2 separate regions of the Homo sapiens genome follow, and region 1 is linked to region 2. Evidence: chromatin contacts called from ENCODE Hi-C or POLR2A ChIA-PET data. All regions are on one chromosome and are shown on one strand. The core of a region is the stretch at or near the end of the contact, and the rest is flanking DNA. Distances in the headings are between cores, read along the strand shown.

The links. A loop is a pair of places that touch in the nucleus more often than their neighbours do. ChIA-PET counts read pairs that join two places held with the same protein, here RNA polymerase II (POLR2A). Pooled maps may share reads with other maps.
Region 1: a map with no recorded cell type shows a loop between it and region 2 (22-fold over the local background). The contact joins the promoter of VCF2 here to the promoter of KANTR in region 2. A Hi-C loop is called at or near these places in 1 of 168 maps with a recorded cell type or tissue (naive thymus-derived CD4-positive, alpha-beta T cell), 5 of 37 single-sample maps with no recorded cell type and 10 of 50 pooled maps. POLR2A ChIA-PET finds 5 or more read pairs at or near these places in 2 of 52 experiments (B cell and naive thymus-derived CD8-positive, alpha-beta T cell).

What each region holds. Positions count from the first base shown.
Region 1 is chrX:55,159,855-55,162,777 of GRCh38, reverse strand. VCF2 (VCP nuclear cofactor family member 2) reads left to right here and starts at 1,593. Exons shown (of 3, transcript NM_001166701.4): 1 at 1,593-1,641. The coding sequence starts at 1,622. RefSeq lists enhancers at 804-1,304, 1,305-1,805, 1,631-1,930.
Region 2 is chrX:53,092,583-53,095,654 of GRCh38, reverse strand. It overlaps KANTR (KANTR integral membrane protein), which reads right to left and starts at 1,513. Exons shown (of 3, transcript NM_001397448.1): 1 at 1,371-1,513. RefSeq lists a silencer at 1,185-1,334 and enhancers at 1,395-1,514, 1,825-1,884, 1,597-2,421.

The sequences.
Region 1 (2,923 bases), core at 344-2,843, 2.1 Mb before region 2:
GACCATCAAGATAGGTGTAGGGACCACTGCTATGGGGTTTTGCAGTGAAGGGAGAGAAACTGGGTTCCACTCCAAATACAACAACGAAAAGTGGAAATTTATAGCCAAGGAGCAGGGTGGGGAGCAATGGACGGAAAATTACTAAGAGGAAACACCACGGGTAAGGGGGTATTGTGGCTAAATTGAACTAACAGGATTGTTGGTGAAGGTGGGCCAGGGTGACTAGACATCACCTGGGGGATGAGGAACCTAACTGAGATATTGATGATGGGAAATTCTAACTAAACTGACTTAGCAGGATTCTTGTTAAAATTGCACAATGCAGCGACAAACATGGCAGTCTAAAAGTCCCCTGTCCAGGGCTGTCTACTCCACAGCCTCGGCTGCAGGGTCACCTAGCCCCTAGCTGGGTTAGGCTTCCTTTATGGCATGATCTTTAGTTCTTGAATCAGCCACTTTCCACATCTTCCCTTCCATCCTCAGGGAATGCAGCCCCCTGTGAGATCACCTACTTAACAGCAAGAACCAGGATCAGCCTAAACTCTAGCACTCCCTTTGCCAACTTTTTAGATAATAAATACAGATAGAGGAACATGATAATTCAGGAGAAAGCATAACTGCAAAGGATGATCCCTTAAGAAGGTGGAAGGCATAGGATCCAGGTGAAGGGCCTGGTCTCAAGTAGGATCCTGTCTCTTCCTCCAGGGAAGCAGCCAAGATTATAAGTGCAGGTCTACTGCTGTTGGGAAGTGGTGTGAATTCTTCTCTGATTGCTTCTATTTTCTCAAGGGAATATCAGTGAATATCATGAGAAAATTGGGTGCTGGTGCTTGTGGAGGGATCTTGTAAGTAGACTAGACAGAGAAGGTACACTTGTGGAGGGTGTACATTGTTTGTCTACTTGGCGGCGGGGGGACTGCCAGGAGAGTAGGGAGGAGAGAGTTAATAGCTTTGGGTAAGCTGGCTAAGGAAGGTGAATGGTGAGGAACGCGGTTGTGGTTAGTGGAGAGGAGGCCTCCTTGAGGCTAAAGGCTGTGGATGCTGGGGCACTGGAAGAGGTAGCTGTTAGGACACGATCGGGTGCTGCCCGTTATGAGAATGGGGGATGCAAGAAATGGACATCGTGGAGGGGCGCGGTCTTTCCTGAGGCCCAGGGCATGACCGCGGGCAGAAGAGACTTAAGTGGGGGGAAGGAGACCCCCCCGAGGACGGAGAGGCGCCGGCCACGGCCTGGTCAGCCCCGGGGGCGCTGAGGTCGCCGAGGAGGATCAGCGGTGTGAGGGCTGCGAGGACAGGGCGTGTGCCACGTGAGAAGCGTGTTCAGAGGCTGGCTGGGTGGGAGGAGAATGTCCATGGGATTGGCACAGGTCTCGAACATGGGGCGGCTCGGGCAGTCGCGCAGCAGAGCCTGACCCTCAGCGGATCGTCCCTCAGGCGTCAGCTCCCAACTGCAGGGAAGGGAGCCTGCGGCGGACCCAGAGGAAACAGGAGCCGACCTCCCCGGGCTCCGATGCGCAGGCCCAGAGCCCGTCAATCCTTGGCCAGCCCCGCCCTCCGGGCTGCGTTTTTCCGGCGGCGCAGGAACTTCCTGCGCGGTTGCTATGGTTCCGAGGGCAGGACTATGGGAGGCTGCCCTGTACGGTAAGTTCGTCGGGGCCTTTCCGGCCGGTACCAGTCCGAGCTCTGGTCCCCACGGTCATCACGCTTTGCTTTCTCAGCCAAGATCTCGGGGCTCAGGGCGGAAACGCAGCGGATATGTATTTTCTTCCGGGGTTGGTGGCGCTCGGCTCTCATGACCTGCAGGTGACAGTGTTGGCCGGTGGCGCGGCCCTGCTTGCCTCGTGCCCCGCCCTTCGTGCTTGAAAAAAAATCCCGCGAAGCCTTCTCCGAAAGAACATGCTGGTTCTTTGGTTGTCAGTGCCTTACAAGCCCTGGAGGCGGGGGTGAGGTGGGGATGTGGTCCCTCGCGAAAACTCAGTCAGTGGACAATAGCATTCTGTTTTTCAAATTGGCATTTCCTCGGTGAGGCTGCTAGGTACCCTAGCAACTGGTATTTCTGTTTCTCTGATTGGTTTTGTCATCTTTCTCCACGTGTTACTGGGGTTCTATGGACCTTTATCAATGTATTCTTTCATTACAAACGTCTCTGAATCTCATGGTAGAAAACTTGGTTAGACTGTTAAAGCGTAATAAAGGAAACCAATCTTATCCACAGTCCGATCACCCAGCCGTGACCATTAATCATATTCTGTGATAAATTTCCTTAGATGTTTTTCATTCGTAAAGTTGCATTTTAAAAAATGAGATTAACATTGTTTCATGAACATTCCGCTTTTTAAACTCAGCTTCACACTTTGAAAAATCATTTTCATAGTATTACTCTGTTTTAAAAACAATGCAAACGTATTGTAAGCTGTTGAAAGTTTCAGTAAAACTTGAGCGCAAAATACTCAAATACTCAAAATACCATGATCAAAGACAAACATCACCATGCTCCCTAATGAAGGCAGAGCTGTGGCATGTGTTTGTTTCACTCTTTTATCCTGGCACCTGGAGGAGTGCCTAGCACTTAGTGGATGCTCAATAAACATTGTGAAATAAAATAATATTTACACCCGGTCATTTTTTCTTTATATATAATCAATCATTTCATAATGGAGTGTAATATAGGAGCAGTTTTCTACGTGATTTTTTATTTGGCATTTTGTACTCAGTACTCAGTCTCCTAGAGTCTCCTAGTACTCAGTCTCCTAGAGATGAGAATTGATTAAAGAGTAATGAAATTATAAAAATGAGTAAACTCAGCCATTCTTAGGAGTACCAAAAACTCAAAAGTAAGTCTCTAAGCAAATGTCTGGTTAATAATAGAGTGCTGTGAAAACTATGTCAAACGCTGCAATCTGATTACTTATTGACAAGGAAC
Region 2 (3,072 bases), core at 264-2,763:
TGGAGTCATATCCCAGTCTTTGCATATATATGTGCGATATATGTATAATATAATATTATATATTACTCTTCCTTTACTACTCTCTATATTACAATTAGGGCATTATATTGGTTTTCAGGGAATTATGGGTGTAGACAGATTCTATTTTCTATCCATTTCATTTTAGAATAGTGAAGCATTTCAAAATACACCTTATTAAAAAAAAAAAGCAATGTTGGGTCCAACAGGTATGAGAACGACCAAAGCATAGCAAGAAAATAAAGGGAGTATTCAGAAGCCAGGATGAGAATGGAGGGAATTTTGCTGATAACTGAAGGTGAGTTCCTTAAGGCCTGGTCAAAGGATTTCAGGATGGAAATAGAAAATAGGATGTCCAGGGCTGTATGGAGACATAACCAGGAGATCTGTGGGCTTCCTGTGGTGACTAACATTATATAGGATAAGGGGCTATTAAAAAGTGGTTTTTAATCTAAGTTGCTCCCAACTTTGGGTGTCTCTACCTGTTTAACAGAGTAGGCTGGGGAGCAAAGAGAGTTCTCTCTTCAATGACACCAGAAGCAACCCAAAGCCAGGCTCCATTTTTTACCCACAGAACAGGTCGGAGCCCCAGGCTAAGCTCATGTCCTCGGGGGTAAAACTTATTGCTATAAACTATGCACCTCTAACCTCTTTAGGGTTGAGAAAGAGACGGGTAAAAAGAGGAAAAACAGTAACAGAGAAAGACAGAAGCATTCAGAAAGATCCAATGGAGGAAGGGTCAGAGACAGAGAAAAGACAGAAACCAAGAGAGACAATATTCTTTTCAGTCAAGATAGTCATTATTTATTGAAAATTTTCTAAGGACCGGGTGCAGGGCAAAGTAATGCACATGCATTGTCTCAGGTACACATTATCAGACCCCCATTTGGCAGATGAGGAAACTGAGGCCCAGGCTGGTGAAGGAGATAGCTCAAGGTTTCATAGCTAGTTTAAACTGGTCAGGATTCAGCATCTTATATCTACTACGTCTCAAAAAGTGGGACAGAGACAGAGATGGGAGAGGGGATGCAAAGACAGACACGCACGCAGACGATCACGTGAGCGGCAGACCTGCATGGAACCGTTTCGAAAGACACTGAGGGTGGGAGGTGGGGCCGCGGGAGGGCAGCAACGGGCACCGACCGCTCCGCAGGGTACTCACCTGGTTGCAGTCTGGGAGCCGCAGGAGCACTCGGCTTCCCTTTGCGACCCGCACGATCCTCCGCAACCCGCTGACCTAGGGTTGAGAGGCCGCCCCAGTAAAAGCTCGCGCAGGCCCCACCCCTCGCGCGCTTCGGCCGGCCTCTTCCCGCTGCCACTCCCCCCACCGCCCCGTCTTTATGGCTTCTCACCGTACACCTCCGGCCGTCGCCGCCGCCGCCCCTGCCGCGCGCGCACAGACACCAGAGGCCTACAGCAAGATCTGAAGGATACGCTGGACGGAACCCTTCCACGGGCTGCAGCGCGAGCAGGGGCACGGGCCTACGCCGCTACCGACGGCTCCCCGGCTCCCATTGGAGGAGTGCCCTTCTGCCTTTCCAGGGATTGGCTGGGGATGGAAACATTTTATTTTTACCCCCGAGGCTTAGAGCCAAACCGAGGAAAACTCCGCCCCTTCGGGGGACTTTGATTGGTTAAAGAGCCAAGCCCACCCTTTAATAGGATTGGCCAGGAAAGGAGTGCTTGTCATGGCCCTTTGCCTGTCTATTCGACAGGTCTTCAGGCGGCTACTTGGGAATACGCAGGCGGGAAGCCGGAAGCCACGCCAGGCGCCGAGTCACTGCACAATCGAGATGCCTGGCTTCTTTGACGTTTTACTCTCCATAAGCCACCTTGCACTGCCACCGCTCTGCTAAGAGACGCGATTCTGCCCCTAGTTTCTCACAGTTCCACACCCACCTGCAGAGATTCCTAAGCCAGGTTTCTCTCGCTCAAAGTGAGCAGAGTTCCTTATTCCATGCATGGAGGATGAGGTGGCTATGGGGATGTGGCGTGTCACCTACCAGTCCCTGATACCTGCTGAGACATTGGTCAAGTGACAACCTCGCTAGGAGCCTCAGTTTAACCATCTGGAAATGGAAAGATGTTTTAAAATTTTCCTCACAATGTGTGAGGATTAAATGAGAGGGCAAATATAGATCAGTTGCCTGGGGCATAAATAATTAAGTTCTCTCCTCCCAATTCTTTCCCAGTATTCAGGCGGACAGAACTTATGGCCCAGAGAGGCAAACTGACTGGCTTGAAGTCACACAGCCAGGCCCCACCCCTCGCGCGCTCCGGCCCTGCCTCTTCCCGCTACCACTCCCCACCACCGCCCCGTCTTTGCGTCTTCTTACCGTACACCGCCGGCAGTCGGCGCAGTAAGACCCAGAATAAAACCCAGGCTTCCAAAGGAAAACTGTTTAAGAAGGAAGGAGAGATGGGAAGGACCCTCCTATTTGCAAGGGTTCTTAATTTGTATTCTGCAGACCTCTAATCGAGGCTGGGGACAGGGTTTGGAGAGGTCCATGAATTTGGATGGGAACAAATTTACACCTTTATGGCCGGGCGCAGTGACTCATGCCTGTAATCCCAGCACTTTGGGAGGCCGAGGCGGGCGGATCACCTGAGGTCGGAGTTCGAGACCAGCCTGACCAACATGGAGAAACCCCATCTCTACTAAAAATACAAAATTAGCCGGGCGTGGTGGCACATGCCTGTAATCCCAGCTACTAGGGAGGCTGAGGCAGGAGAATCGCTTGAACCTGGGAGGCGAAGGTTGCCGTGAGCTGAGATCGTACCATTGCACTCCAGCCTGGGCAACAAGATTGAAACTCCGTCTCAAAAAAATAAAACAAAATTACATCTTTATTTTCCCTCTCCTCTAACTGAAATTTAGCATTTTTCAATAAAGAATGTAACTAGGCATAGTAGCAGCAGTAGTAGCAGTACTGATTGTCACTAATAGAAATCAGAGATTTTCATATCACATTATAGATGTTGCAGATCTCTTGAAAATCATATAATTTCAATCATTATTTTAAAATCATGATAGTCATTAGACCCTCCATTAAA